Regions from separate parts of the Mus musculus genome. Here regions 2 and 3 are each linked to region 1. Evidence: chromatin contacts called from ENCODE POLR2A ChIA-PET data. All regions are on one chromosome and are shown on one strand. Each heading gives the region's core, a stretch centred on a gene start or an enhancer-like site at or near the end of the contact. The rest is flanking DNA. Distances are from core to core; before and after follow the strand shown.

What was found. ChIA-PET counts read pairs that join two places held with the same protein, here RNA polymerase II (POLR2A).
Region 2: POLR2A ChIA-PET joins it to region 1 with 10 read pairs in Patski. The contact joins the promoter of Zfp579 here to the promoter of Ube2s in region 1. POLR2A ChIA-PET finds 5 or more read pairs at or near these places in 4 of 5 experiments (Patski and embryonic stem cell).
Region 3: POLR2A ChIA-PET joins it to region 1 with 18 read pairs in embryonic stem cell. The contact joins the promoter of Sbk2 here to the promoter of Ube2s in region 1. POLR2A ChIA-PET finds 5 or more read pairs at or near these places in 3 of 5 experiments (Patski and embryonic stem cell).

Annotation. Positions count from the first base shown.
Region 1 is chr7:4,809,541-4,814,648 of GRCm38, forward strand. Ube2s (ubiquitin-conjugating enzyme E2S) reads right to left here and starts at 2,800. Exons shown (of 4, transcript NM_133777.2): 1 at 2,623-2,800; 2 at 1,869-2,016; 3 at 882-1,072. The coding sequence starts at 2,625.
Region 2 is chr7:4,993,195-4,998,302 of GRCm38, forward strand. Zfp579 (zinc finger protein 579) reads right to left here and starts at 2,907. Exons shown (of 2, transcript NM_026741.2): 1 at 2,810-2,907; 2 at 1-1,718. The coding sequence starts at 1,716. The coding sequence ends at 28.
Region 3 is chr7:4,962,199-4,967,306 of GRCm38, forward strand. It overlaps Sbk2 (SH3-binding domain kinase family, member 2), which reads right to left and starts at 2,208. Exons shown (of 4, transcript NM_001146329.2): 1 at 2,103-2,208; 2 at 733-987. The coding sequence starts at 985. Sbk3 (SH3 domain binding kinase family, member 3) reads right to left here. Exons shown (of 4, transcript NM_001200041.1): 4 at 3,062-5,108.

The DNA.
Region 1 (5,108 bases), core at 1,550-4,049:
CCTGGATGTCCCTCTTTTAACAGGCCCCAAAGCAGAGCCAATAGCCATCTAGCATTTCCAGTGCTTTGGATAGAAACAAGCTCAACCAACATACAGAAAGGAAGGCAAAACAGGAAAGATTTTTGGGGTTGTTTACCTTAGAGGTTAATCCTTCCCAAGTGCCCTGAAGGAAACCCCAATTCTCTATCTTCACAACCATCAGCTCTAGAGGCTCATTAGGGGGGAAAAAGTGCAAAGGAGGCACCAGGTGACCTAACTACTTTAAGTGGCCTTTAGAGACCTTGGAGCCTCCTCGATCAGTTACCTCCACCTCAACTGACTAAGGAGAACTGTGGTCCAGTCTTGTACACAGACGATGCTGAATAGTGTCCCCAAAACTGTCTCAGGCAGTGTAATACCCCCCAAGTTAAAAACATTAGTACAGGAAAACAACTTTGAATTAAAATAGTGGTGATGGTTACAGTGCAACAAACAACAAAACAAAAACCACAAGAAAACCACTCAGCTGGGTAGGTGGCACAATCCTAGAAATCCAGCTTCTGATTAATTTGTCTCATTAATCCACTTGCTTGGGTCAAAAAATATAATAGCCATGGCTGGAGGTTAAGTTCATGGCCAGTTTGGGCTTTTAAAAAGTTCACTTTTAAATTGAAACATGTAAAAAAGAGTCTCTAAACCACACACTGCTCTCTACCTTCTATAAAACCACCCTATTAGTTGTCAGGTCTCTACTTTGACACTACAATACAGTACTTAGTGCCATAAGGCAGTCCTTCCATTATTTCCCAGTAAGGCTGGAAACTTCATTTCTATTTGACTTTGTCTCCTACTACTTCAGTTTATTTTTAAACACTAGATGAAGTACCATGGCTGAAACTCACCAGCAGCACATGTCGTATGCCCAATTCAGCCGTCCAGTCCCTCTTGAGCACATTGACACAGATCTCGCCATTGGGGCCCACATTTGGGTGGAAGATTTTAGTCAGGAAGTAGCCCTTGGGTGGGGAGGCAGGGAAGTCCTTCCCCAGTAGGAGCTTCATACGGAACAGACCTCCAGCATAGGGAGTCCCTTCTGAAGAGGAGGAAAAGGGGCTGCTTTATTATATCCTAACATCCTTCAACATTGCCACTCTTCAGGACAAAGGGACCCAACCCACCAACTTTTCCTGTAAACCATTTTCCAAGCCTTTCCCCATCCTCATGAGAGGTGTGTTTTCATTTACCTACTTGCTTGGGTCAAGTGGTAATCATAGATGGTCTACACCTGGCAGTTGCTACACTAGCTAACAGCAGACCAGGCAGACATATTGCACACCCTCAGCATTATAGGCCAGTCACCTGATTTTGAAACTGATTTTAGCTGACTATATAGAAATTCAGTTGACAAATGAGGTCTGAAAAATCTAACTGGTTTGCTTAAAATATGCAAATCAGCTTATTACCACCAGTTTCCCCTCACAATGCTTTTTGTTTAGTCTTGGGACATTCGATTGATTAGTGTTTCAGATCCCCTGGCATACATTTTTTTTTTTTCTCTTCAAGACAGGGTTTCTCTGTGTAGCCCTGACTGTCCTGGAACTCACTCTGTAGACCAGGTTGGCCTCGAACTCAGAAATTCGCCTGTCTCTGCCTCCCGAGTGCTGGGATTAAAGGCGTGCACCACCACGCCCAGCTACACTTTCTATTTCTGCTTCACTTATATGCATCCTCACGTCTCTGGAAAGTAACACTTGACAGCCTTAATGCAAGCCTAAGCAAAAGGCCACATTTTGTCATAAGCACCTGAGAGGCTGAATCCTATTTGTCCCACAGCCACAAGACAGAAGAAATCTGGTCAAGTGGCCCCTCCCTTCCGTGCTCACACTCACCAGGGCCCTCGATGGTAACCTGCAGGTCTGTGAGATCCTCCTCATTGGGGAAGACTTTAATGCCATCAGGTGGGTCTGCCGTCAGTGTTGTCACCTCCTTGTACACTAGGCGGATGATGTGGGGCGGCAGATTCTCCACATTGGAGTTCTAGGCACGGAGGGAAAAGGAGAGTGAGCAGCCTGAAATAGCTAGGATTAAGGTGGGTGGATACCAGAATCCAGACTTTAGAGGTCCGAGGTTGTCAATCACTGCCTGTCAACTGGACCTAAGATGCTTCTGGCTTTTGCCCCATGGCTGACCGGGACGGTGTCTCAGAAAAAGCTTCTACGTGGCTCAGCGTACCCGAACCTACCCAAAGCGCTCGTTAAGACGCGCATGGGTCCACTACTGGTTCCAGGTGGGCCTGAGGCCTAGCCGGAGCCCTTCCCCTACTTAGGCTTGAAACAACCCCATCAACCGCCGCCCCCCCACACACACCAAAAAGAAAAAGGCTGGACGAAATGGCGGCGGGATGTCTTGCTCCTTAAAACACCCATGGGCGGGCCGCAAGGCGCCCAAAGCCCTCCCCAAGGTTCCGAGGGCTGCCTGGGCTCCCGCACCGTTTGTTGAAAGGCCCTGGGGCCGACTCCTGGCTCCGGACGTTCAGCCATGCCACCAAAGCACTCAGAAGCTGGCCAGAAAACACTTGGGACGCCGCAGTCGCCTCCTCTGCCCGAGTCCCCAACGGCCCCTCGGGCCTCCCGCGTCACTCACCATGACTTCAGCCGGCCGGGGGCGGGTCCCCCCGGCCCCCTTCCTGCACTCCTCGGACCGCCGGCCGGGGCGGGGGGCCCAACTGCCGGCCGCTGTGGCCCTAGCGAGGCCCCCGAGGCCCCACTCCGCTCCCACTAATTCCGACGTCCGCTACGAAACGCTCACAACGTTACGTCTGCTCCTCGGTAGAACCGGCCGCGCGCCCAACACCGCACTTTTATAGCTACTCGCAGGCCCCGCCCCCTCACGGCACGTCTCGACCGCGTACGTCAACGCGCACGTTGCTGGGCGGTCAACGCTCTTTTCTCTGTTCTTGTCAGAATAGTAGCAGAAGTTCGAACCCAGTTTGTGAGGAGTGCTATCACAATGAGGGCTCACGCCGGCTGAGGAGTTGACCTGGGAGAACCAAGCGGCTAAAAACCTAGAGCAGAGAGAAAGGGGGCGCCCGCCGAGGCGACGTGGCCGCTGATTGGACCGTTTGAATGAGACGCCGCCACGACTTGGGGTGCGCGCGCGCGCTCCGGCCTGGAGAAAGACGCGCACGCGACTAACGGTTAGGCAGGGGAAGGGGCGGAGCGAGGGAAGACAGGACTGGAGGGGTTAAAGGGATGACGGAAGGGGCCTTGACCAATAAACAGGGGCGGTCGTGATCTGGACTTGTGGGGCAGGTAGGAATTGAAAGCTACTAATGGGAAGCCAGCTCAGTGTGATAGACTCCAACCTCGACCAATGAAATGTCTCAATTTCTTTTGTGTATGCAAATGTTACGCTGGGAGTCTGGCGACCTCACCTGGAAGCCATGGAAGGGCGGAAGTGTGGACATAATTTGTCTATGGGGCTCCATTTTGTTCTGCGCTCCTGTTATGTGTTAGGAAGCCCTCAAAATCAGGTTGGTTGACTCCGAGGGCTTGGACTTCCTGATCCTCTAGAGTATGACTTGTGACTTTTGCCACCATTGTTTCTGTAGGGGTGCCAGAGGAAGAAGTCAGGGAAGTCTCACGTCCTTATTGAGAGCTTTGTGACTGACCTCCAGACCCCATAGACTTCTGTTAACTTTTTGAGAGACAGAATTTCATTACTGGCCTGGAACTCCTTTTTCCCCCGGGGTCGGGGGTTGTTGTTTTGGCTTTTCTTTTTTTAGATTTATTTATTGTTTTATGTAAGTACACTGTAGCTGTTTTCAGATGGTTGTGAACCACCATGTGGTTGCTGGGATTTGAATTCAGGGCCTTCGGAAGAGCAGTCGATGATCTTAACCGCTGAGCCATCTCTTCAGCCCTTGTTTTGGCTTTTCAAGCCAGGGTTTTTCTGTGCAGGCCTGGCTGACCTTCCTGAAACTCGAGCTATAGACCAGGCTGGCCTGAACTCACAGAGATCACCTGCCTCTACTTCCTGAATACTGAGATTAAAAGTGTATGCCACCATACCCTGGCCTCGTTCCTTTTATATCCATCCTCTAGCCTATGGGATAGTGCTGCCCACATTTAGGTCATCTCTTCCCTCACCCATAATTAACCTCCTGGTCCTGTCCTTACATATACTCCCAGAGGCTCTTACTAACCATGAAGTGTTAATCCAGTTATGACAGCATGGCAGAGATCTAGAGAGAATTAAACTATCTGCAGTAATCCCATGCTGGGGAGAGAACAGACTGAAGCTTTGACTGCAGAGGAGTAGGACCTCATCTCCCAGGAAGAGATTTCACAGTTCTGACAACCTGTCTCATAGCTAAATCTGCATAAGCACATTTCTTGAGTCTTGTTTCATGTTTTCTGTAAAATTGTAGCTTTGCTAGAGGGAAAGCAGAAAGAAACAACCCTCTTCCCTGACAAGATCTGGCTATAGTTCTTAGGAAACTCATTTTCTTCACCAATTCTTTTTATTTATTTATTTTTATTTTATTTTATTTTATTTATTTATTTATTTATTTATTTTTTCCGAGACAGGGTTTCTCTGTGTAGCCCTGGCTGTCCTGGAACTCACTTTGTAGACCAGGCTGGCCTCGAACTCAGAAATCTGCCTGCGTCTGCCTCCCAAGTGCTGGGATTAAAGGCGTGCACCACCACGCCCGGCTCACCAATTCTTTTTAATTTATTTATTTTGAACATATAAATGTTTTGCCTGTATATATGTAGGTTCACAGTATGTATACCTGGTGCTCAGGGAGTTTAGAAGGGAGTATCAGATCCTCTGGAACTGGAATAACTGGTGGTTTGAACCACCATGAGGGTACTGGGAACTGAACTCAGGTCCTCTGTAAGAGCAACAAGTGCTCTTAACCACCAAGCTATTTGTTCTATTTGAGAACAGTATCCAAGAATGGAGTCATGTCAGGAGGATTTTGAGTGCTTGTGAGACAAGAGTCTTGTGACCTCTGTTTCGTCGAAACATGGAATTGTTCTTGGACTGTGTTTTGTACTCCTGTGCTCCTCCAAGATGTAGCAGCTAGGAGTGGCTTTGCTTCAGATTACCCCAATTGCTTGCTG
Region 2 (5,108 bases), core at 1,657-4,156, 180 kb after region 1:
TGGAAGGGCGGAGGGTGGATGTGAGGGTCAGGAGGCCAGGCCTCCCAATCCGCATAGGTGGGCCTTACTGTCCATCTCCTCATCCTCCATCTCGAAGGCTGAATGGTCTTGGCTGTCAAAACAGGAGGCGCTGAGAAAGACAGGTGGAGCCGGCGGGGACTGGGGTGGTGTGCCAGGTGAGGGAGGCTCTTCCTTGATGTGCGCGATGGGCAGAGGGAGCCCTTCTGCCTCCTGCTTAAGTGGCTGCGGAGGCTGGGGCGACTGTGAGGCCTGGGTCTGGAGTTCCTGCAGCGCTGCAGCCCTCTCCAGCTCCGCCCGTTCCAGCTCGGCGCGGTGGCAGCGTTGGTGGCGCAGGAGGCTGTAAGCGCGAGAGAAGCGGCGTGGGCATCGCGGGCACGGATGCGGGGCGGGACCCCCAGCATGGACTTGCGCGTGGCGGGCCAGGTCCGCCAGTCGCTTGAATTCCCTCTGGCAGCGCACGCACTGAAAAGGGCGCGCCCCGGAGTGGGTGACCCCATGCTGGCGTAGGTGTGCCCGGCGTCGGAAACCTTTGCCACACTCAGGACACCAGAAACGTGGCTCCCCCGCCGGAGGCCGGGCTGGGGTGGCATCTCCTCCATTATGCCCGCCTTCACCCCCTTCCGATGCACCCCCACATTCTGCCCCTTCGCCCCCCTCGGGCCCTTTCCCTGAGTTCCGTCCGCCCGAGGCCTTGTCATCCTTCTTGCCGGCCCCGGGTAACGGGGCCAGCAGGCTGAGTGGACCATGGACGCGGCGGTGCTGGCGGAGGTAGGAGGCCAAGCGGAAGGCCAGGCCGCAGTCTGGACACACAAAAGGTCGATCGGTGGAGTGGACTAGCCGGTGACGCGATAGGGACCAGGGCCTGGCGAAAGCCTTGAGGCAGATGGAACACTGGTGTCGCTTGGGGCGGGGCGGGGGTCCTCCTTCGCCCTCCTGTTCGCCCTCGGGGCGCAGACACGGGTGGGCTTTGAGCTCCCCCTTGGTGGCGAAGGCTTCGCGACAGCGGAGACACAGCAGCGTCCAGTCGGCCTGGAGAAGGACCTGTTTCTCCTCCTGTCGCCCCGCGGCCAGTGCCAACTCTGCCCTTAGCTCCGCTGCCCCGGCCTCGGCCTCCTTGGCCTCTGATTCCCGAGGATCCGTACTCGTGGGGACAGCCGCAGGAGCCGAGTCCCCTGCGGGCCACTGTGTGGTCGCCTCCTCCTCAGCCCCGGCCACCACCACCGTGGCGGGCTGTTCCACTCCCTCGTCCTGCGGACCCCAACTGGCCTCAGGCTCCTCCTTCACTGCCCTCTGCGTGGACAGATCCACCTCGCTACCTGCGTGCTCTTGGGCCAGGTGGCGCCTGAGCTGGGCTGGCTCCGGGAAGGTGCGTGGGCAGGCAGCGCAGCGCAGCGGGGGCTGGGGCCCGTGGCCACGAAGGTGGCGGGAAAGGTGGGCAGGCCTGCGGAAAGCTTTGGGGCACAGAGGGCAGGCATGGGGCCGGAGACCCGAGTGGCTCAGCCGGTGTCGAGACAGGTAGTAAGGGAAGCGGAAGAGGCGACCACAGGTTGGGCAGGGCAGAGGCGCCCTAGGGGCTCCAGCACCCCCTCTGCCACGACCACGGCCTCGGCCACGGCCACGGCCACGGCCTCGGCCTCGGCCACGGTCACGGTGAGGTGGGCTGCCCTGGGCGGGTGGAGGGGGCTGTGGATCCATGCCTGTGGGGAAAAGGGGAAGAGGCAGGGGTGGGGAGAAGAGATGAAAGATGTGGGGTGAGGTGAAGAGGAGAGCAGAGGTACAGGGCAGGTAGATCCACAGTTCAGAAGAGGATACAGATGAAAGTCGGGAGAGGAAGGTGGTGAGGAGGCAGAAGGGGATAGACACAGGAAAGGAGAGGAGAGAGTTGTGGAGACGTAGGAAAGGGGGGCCAAGTTCAGGAGAAACACAAAGGAGAGAGATAGAGAGAAAGAAAACATAGATATCAGAGGTGGGAACGGTCAGGAAGACAGAACAAGACACATACAGAGGAGACACAGGGAGACAAAGTCAGCCAATTGATTTTGCTCTAGTGCCCTGGGGCTTGAACATTCCTGGAGGGGCTGGGAACCAGTCCACCCTTGGGGCCCAAGTAGGGTGGGATTCAAAGTCAAGAGGCCCTGGAAATAAAAAGTCCATAAGTCAGGGGCTGGGAGGGACCAGTGGGTAGCCGGGCTTAAGCCCCTGGGTCTGTGAGAGGAGAGCTGGGGTCTGGATTCCTGGGTCTGAGGGAGGAGGAATGGGGTCTGGATTCCTGGATCGGAAGGAGGAGGGCTGGGGTCTGGGCTCCTGGGTCTGAAGAAGGTCGGGGTCTGCACTCCTGGGTCTGAGGGAGGACCTGGACTCCTGGGTTTAAAGAAGGGCTGATTTCTGGATCCCTGGGTCTCAGGCAAGAAGACTGAAAGGTAGGACTCCTGGGTCTCAGATAGAACCAGATAGGCGAACTAGACTCTTGCAGGTAGACGCAGCCTCTGAGTCCGGGTGAAGGAAGAAGCTGGGTAAGGGGCCCTGACTCACAAGACAAGGGGGAGGAGTGGACTGGGAGCTGGGCTGCAGAAAATCCTCAGCGAGAAAGCTGTGGCCAGACCCCTGGCCGGGCGTGGTGTCGGGGGAGGGCGTGGAACCTGCCGGCTGTCGGGGGATCTAGGTCCAAGAGGGGGTCTATCTGTTCCGGGTAGGTGTGATCTGCAGAACTAAGGCAGCGGGTCGAGGCCTTGCAGATTGCTCTGCGCAGGGCCTGGGGCTCGCCCCAGTCTCAGGGAGCCGGTCTTACCTCCACCTCCTGCGCTCCTTTCTTCCTTCCCTGCGGCCGGGCGATCGCGGACAGTGGTGGCGGAGAGGGAGGGGGTTGAGCGTAGTGGGAGGGGTGGGGGTGGAGAAGGAGGCTGGGCTCGGTGTTACAGCCTAAGCCTTCCCCCCGGAAACCCGGTGCTTGGTCGGAGGCCAGAAGAGGAAAGACTGGCTGAGAAGCCGGAAGCGGAGGGCCAGGGACCTGGTGGGGGTGCGGGGGGGGGGGGGGCGGGAGCAGAGGAGGGAGCTGCGGCTCCTGGATCCCGGGAGGGGAAGGGGCTGAAGGCCTGTCCTTTGGACCCTCAGAGGAGGAGGAGGCTGCAAGCCTGGGAATCTGGATCCAGCTTTCCACCCCTCCTCCATTTCCCAGCAGATAACACATATTCATTCATTCTTTCAACAAACAGGCATTTATCAAGCCCTGCCGGTGCCAGGCACTGTGCTGGCTGCTGGGTCTGAAGAAGGCAGAGATGGAGATGAACGAAGCAGTGAGTGATACAGGCTTGAGAGTGAACATCAATGATACAAGGAGTGCACCTCTATGATCGAGCCTGACTCTCACTGTCCCTTGGTTGCCTGGGCAAGCAATTCTCTCTTCTCCGAGCCTCAGTTTCTCCCTTTATGGTAAGCCCCAGGATCACAACCCGACCAGTTTTATCAGAACACCTACTGTGGGCTGGCTCTGTCCTTGGTGCTGGATCGATAAAGGCAAAATTCATACTATGATGAAAAGGGACAAACAAGAGTCAGTCACAGACGGTGTGACGAGGGAAGCTCTTGTTTTGGGCAAAGTGCTGTGGAATGAAGGGGATGGAAGAGACAGTGAGCTGGCTTTCAATGGGAGTGAATGCCATTCCTCTAGTCTTCCTTGGCAACTACGTTTCTGGAACTTGGAGCTTTAATGTTTCAGCCTGCTACATGGGCCACATCTCAAAGTATATATGATGGAGAAAAAGGGCCGTTTCAGTTATCTGCCTGCATTACAGTGTTGTTTTCTTTAGGGTTAACTTCATGCCAAACATAGTTGGCAAGAGGCTGGGTAAACTGTTCCTTTTGTACGTGTCTGGGTGAGTAGAGGTTTGGAAAGCTTTGATATGCTAGTAATTCCAGGAATTTACCCTTGAGAAACCAGAAACATGCAGTATTATACTTGTGCCAGTCCATTGCGGCTGCTTTCTTTTTCTTTTTAAAAACATTTCAGGGGGCTGGTGAGATGGCTCAGTGGGTAAGAGCACCCGACTGCTCTTCCGAAGGTCGGAAGTTCAAATCCCAGCAACCACATGGTGGCTCACAACCATCCGTAACGAGATCTGACGCCCTCTTCTGGAGTGTCTGAAGACAGCTACAGTGTACTTACATATAATAAGTAAATAAATAAAATCTTAAAAAAAAAAAAAAAAAAAAACATTTCAGTATAGGTATTGTGGGCTGGCAAGATAGCTCAGTGCAAAGGCGCCTGACTCGTGGCTGATGATCTGAGCTATCCAGGACCCACAGAGTAGAAAGAGATCACCAAACCGATTCCTGTGGGTGGGCCTCTGACTTCTCCACCTGTGTGTCTGCACACACATATACATAAACATACATTCACATATGTACAAACACACCCACCCATACATACAACACACATATACACACATATAAACATACATAAACACACAGACACAAATGTACACATACACATTAAATAAACAAATACAAATGTAGGGCTGAAGAGACAGTCCAGTGCTTGAGAGTATTGCTGTTCAAGAGGGCCAGAATTTGGTTTCCAGCACCCAGGCAAGCCCCCACCCCCTGTATAACTTCAGCTCCAACACCTTTTGTCTTTTGAACACATACACGCAGAGGGGCATATTGCCAAAAAATAAAAATAAATTGAAGTTAGATTCTGTTACATTTATTATTTATGTATGTCGGGTGCACACACAGCACAGTGCATATATGGAGGTCAGAGGTCAGTTCTCTCTCCACGATGTGGGTCCTGTCCTAGGATCAAATTCAGGTGATTAGCCTTGGGGACAAGTGGCTGTACTGACTGAGCTCTCTGGCTAGTCTACTATGGCAGTCTTGGAAATCACTATGAATGGCTCAGTAAGAGATCAGGGGAATAAAATCATGACCCAGAGAAATCTTGTATGCCCTGAAAAAAAAAAAAAAAAAAGGAAGAAAGAAGCTTACTGTGTGGAAATGTGGAGACTCCCCAGCTGAGCACAAGGAAGAGAACAACACAAAACCACCCGTGCTAAGTCTCTGTGTGCGCTCCTATCTGCAGCTTGGAGACC
Region 3 (5,108 bases), core at 958-3,457, 150 kb after region 1:
CAGTTGCAAACATCCGGAACAGCACAGCTAAGTGGGCATGACTGTACAGTAGGGAATAATATAATAGAAAATCATTCGTTTTTTTTTTAAGTACAAACACTTTTTCTTTTCTCCTTTCTTTTCAATTTTATATTGGCTGATTGATTGATTGATTGTTTGTTTGTCAGGAGAGGACTGTAGAGATCAGAGGGCACCTTGGGCAGTTAGTTCTCTCCTTCCACCATGTAGGATCTGGGGAATCGAACTCAAGTCGTCAGAGCTTTCGGCAAGTGCCCTTACCTGCTGAGCCATCCTGCCTGGCCTTCTAGTTTTGAAATGGAGTCTCACGTACCTCGGGCTGACTTCAAATTCCCGATCCTCCTGTCTCTACCTCTAGGAACTCCATCTCGGGGATACTGGGATGTCAACTATCAGCTGTCAGGTCAGCTTTGTTTGTTTGTTTGAGATGGTAATCTTTCTACGCAGCCATGGCTAACTAACCTGGAACTCACTGTGTAAATCCTAGGCCAGCTTCAAATTCACAACAGCCTTCCTGTCAGCCTCCTGGTCTCTCACCTTTTCAAAGGAAAACTCTGGGGCTCAGAGAGGTTAAAGCAACTCCCTGAAATGCACAGCCCAACAATAAAGTGGGGAAGGAAGATCTGACTGAGGTTTATAAGACTCCCTGGACTTGGCCTGAAATCTCTACTCTCAGCTGTACCCTACAGCATGCCTGTGTCCAAGATCCAGTACCTTTCTGGCGGTGAGTAACCAGCAGGACACGGCCGAACCGGCCCTGGCCCAGGGGACGCACTTCCTCGTACAGCTCTTCCACCTCAGTTTGGACCAGGGTCTGGGCACTCAGAGCCATCATGTCCTCCAAGGCCAGAGCAGCCTCCTGCCCCTGCTGCAGCTCCTCTACCGTTAGGCCTCCCAGGCCTTCATCACCTCCATCCTCCACAGTTGACACTTCCATTGGCTTGTCTTCTGACTGTTTGCCTGGCATTTCTGCAAGACAGACAAAAGGACTGTGACCCAGGACTCAGAGCTCGCTAGCCTATGCCTAGGGGAGGAAGAGCAAGGAAACCTGACTTCTGAGGGGTGAGGGCTGGGTCTAGATTCCTGGGTCCAAGGGAGGAGGGCCAGGGTCTGGGCTCCAGAGTCTGAGGGAAGGGGACCACAGTCTGGACCTCAAGGTTTAAGGGAGGAGGGCTGAGGGCTGGACTCCTGGGTCTGAGGGAGGAGGGCTGGGGTATGGACTCTAGGTTTGAGGAAGAAGTCTAGACCTGGACTTTCTCATCACCACTTCTTATTGTGACTCATTTCCATTCAGTAAGAGACCCTGAGGAGTGGAAAACAGTCACTTGTGTGAGGTGAGGTCAACTGAGAGGTCAGATGCCCCCCCCCCATTCCCACTGCCACCTGGTGGCCTGAGGGTGAAAGATGAACCAAGTCATCGAGACACCCCCCATCTTGTTTCCAAAGCAAACAGACTTGGGCCCAGAGTGGATGAGCGGTTTCTCTCCAAAGAGAAAACAGGTGCTCTCTGCCTCCAGGGAAGGGTGGGGCTCTCCACAGCTTGGGACACCCGGGTCCTGCCTGTAGCTGTCACTTGGACCTGTCCCAAGCCTTTAGCACTCAATCATTTTGTGGTTCAAGTCTCACAGCTCAGAAGCTTATCCCTAGACCCAGGGCTCGAGACCCCAGCACCCAGAGAAATAGACCCCAACCCTCCTCCTTCGAATTCAGGGCTCAGACCCCAGCCCTCCCTCCTCAGATCCAGGACTCCAGGCCCCATCCATCTACCCTCAGATCCAAGGTCCCAGACCTCGGCTCTCCTCCTTCAGACCCAAGCTTCCAGACTTCGGGCCTCCTCCCTTAGACCCAGGGTTCCAGCCCTCAGCCCTCCTCCCTCAGACTAGGGCTTCAAATCATAACTTATTACTGTCCCAGGAACTTCTAAAACTCACACAACTTGGGCCTTGGATTCTGTCCCCAACACTAAAGCACTCGATTGCTTCAAGGTGTCTCTTGTCCTGTCGAGGGGCCAGGACTCTTGCCACCTGTTTTCCTGTTCAACTGCAGCCTTCCCTCAGGCCGGTTAACCTTGCCCTACTTCTGACCTGGGCTCAGAGCTCCAGACTTCGCCTTCTCCAAGGCTTGTCTGATCCCTTTCTGCCTACTGCAGTTAGCGCCTTGCACTTCGGGGGTTCCTGCCAGCATCAGACTGCTCAGGAGCAAGTCCCGCCCTCACTCTGGGGGTTCGTAAAGCTCCGCCCTCTGCCCCGCCCCTTCTGCCCCCCATTGGGGGCAGAGCGACATCGTGTGTTGAATCCTAGTACTGGCTGTGGCTGGACCACACCAGTGTGGCTTAGCTCTCCTCCCTTGGACCCAAGGGTTCAGGAAGCCTTCTATCAGACCCAGAAATGCAAACCCCAGCTCTGCTTCCTCTCTTTCAGAGTCCACACTCCAGTCTTCATTCCTCAGATGGAAGAATCTAGAATGCATCCCTCCTATTTCAGACTAGAGAGGGTCTAGGTACCATCCTCTCTCCCTTATATCCAAGATCCCCTCCCCCAGCCCTCCTCCCTCAGACTCAAGGATCCGGAGCAGCCTTCCTCTCTCAGGCCCAGGATTCTAGACCCCAGCCATCTTCCTCAGGCCCGGAATCCCCGGAACGAAACTGCTTTCCTCAAACTCAGGAATCCAGCGCTCCTCCATTTGACCCAAGGATCTTGACCCTAGCCTTCTTTCAGATCTAGGGGTGCAGCCCCTGGCCTCTTCCCTCAAAAGGTCTCGGATTTTCTTTAATCTGATCCCATCTGCTCTGTTCCTCAGCTCCTGACTCTGGCGCCCTGTTGACAAACAAATCTTTTGAGAGGTGTATCCAGGAGCCATGCACTGGGGTCCTGTTTAGGAACAAAATAAGAGAGGATTCTAAAATGATGTCATGAGAAATGACCTCAGACTGGGGACCAGAAACAGGTGGCAGAGCAGCTGGGGATCGAGGATGACTGTACCCCTTTTGCGGGACAGCTGTTGGGTTTAAAGCACCGAGAACCACGTGGGTTCACTTCATTGTCCAAAATACACTTTTTATTTTGTAGATATTTTTAGTTTTACAAAAACAATCACAAAGGTCACACAGTTGTAAAAGACACACAGTTGCCAAGGTCCCTTGGACCCTTCACACAGCTTGCCCCAAGGTCAGCATCTTACCCAAGATTCATCACTAAATTAGCAAAGCTTTCAACAATAGTCATCCATCCTACCCACCATCTTTGTCCTCAAGGTCCTTTTCCTGTTCCCAAGTCCAGTCCGGGGCACCATGGTTCATTTGGTGAACTCACTGTTAAATCTAGAAAGTGTAGGTTCCTGGTTGGGATTATAGTTCTGGCTGCAGTCTTTGTTTTCCCTGCATGAACCTCTGGAAGCTCATATCCACCACTGTGTAAATCTCCATCATAACACAGGCCTGTAATCCCAGCATTGAGAGGTGGACGAAGGATGATCAGAAGTTCGAGGTTACCCTCTGCCACCTAGTGAGGGAACATCCTGGGATACAGAAAAACTTGAAAAATTTTTTAAGTATAAATTCCTGTGATGTTTCTAGTTTCTGCTGGGAGCTGGGGACTCCAGACACACAGAACTGGAGTCTGTGTGCTGTTTGGGACAAGGAAGAGCCATGAAACTAGTCCTGGCTCTCAGGATTGATGGGTCCCTGAATATAGATGGAGCTGGGTTATTCATAACCAGAGAACTTGGGGCATCTTGTGGAAATAGAAGATGGAAGGGTCTAGACCAGATGTTTGTGACAAGGACAGGAAGAGTAGACATAGGTATCTGGGAGGGCTCCAGGGATGGGAACGTTTCTGTAGGACAAGATGGAAGTCAAAGGTGCTAGGTGGAGCATATAAGGTGTGTGGGTGTCTGTCGGCAGTGGTGTGGTGGTGTGTGGGTGGTGGTGGTGGTGGTGGTAGTGGTATGTGTACACACATGTTTCTTTTGCTCTGTGTGTGTGACAATTCCCACAATGTCACCAACACAGAGCCCAGAAACTGTCAGATCAACATAATATCGGATCCTGTAAGTTTGGATTTTGTGCCTCAAATGGTGGGAGCTCCCCCTCACCATGGTCTTAGACAGTGGTTCTCAACCCTCCTAATGCTGTGACTCTTCAATATAATTCCCCAATGATAAAACTGTTTCATTGCTACTTTGTAACTGTAATGTTGTTACTGCTATGAATCATAATGTAAATGTCTAATAAGGAGGAGATCTGATACGCAACCCCTGTGAAAAGGTTGTTCAACTCCCCCAAAGGGGGGCCACGACCCACAGGCTGAGAACCACTGCTCTTACAGAAGAGTGGTCCCATCAGAATTCATGATAAGCATTCAACATTTCAGAGCACAGAAATATATCTGTAGGAGAAACGGAAACTTGGGCTGTGAAGATGCTCAGGGGTTGGGGAAGAGGTTAAGTTGATAGAGGGCCTTCCTAGCACAGGGAAGCCCCAGGTTCCTCAACAATGCCCAGCACCTCAAAATAGTGGGGAAGTACAGGCCAGCACTGGGGAAGTACAGGCCAGCACTGGGGAAGTGGAGGTGGAGGATCCAAAGCTCTAGGTCAGCTACGTAGTCAGTTGAGGGCAGTAAAGAAAAATCAAGGTGAGAAAGAAGAGGGAGGAGAAGGAAAGATGATAAGAAGAGGAGGGGAAGAGGGAGAGGAGGAGATGGAGGAGATGGAAGAGGAGATGGAGGAGGAAGAAAAAGAAGAAGAGGGGAAGAGGAAGAAGAGGAGGAAGAAGGGGAAAAGGAAGAAGAGGAGAAGTGGAGATGGAGGAGAAGATGGAGGAAGAGGAAGAAGAGGAGAAAGAGGAGGAAATGGAGAAGGGAGAGGAAGAAGAAGAGGGCAAGGAAGAGGAAGAAGAGGAGGAAAAAGAAAGAAGACAAAAGGAAAATGGAAAGGTGAGAAGGGGATGAGGCTGCAGCAGCACACAATTGGGACCCCTTAGTCCTCAGTTGTGTGTGTGTGCACTTCAGGGAAGGGAGATGTGTGCACATCCACATCCAGTGTGTTCCCCCTTCTCCCAGAACAGCTGCTGCCTTTCCCAGGTGGCCTCAAGA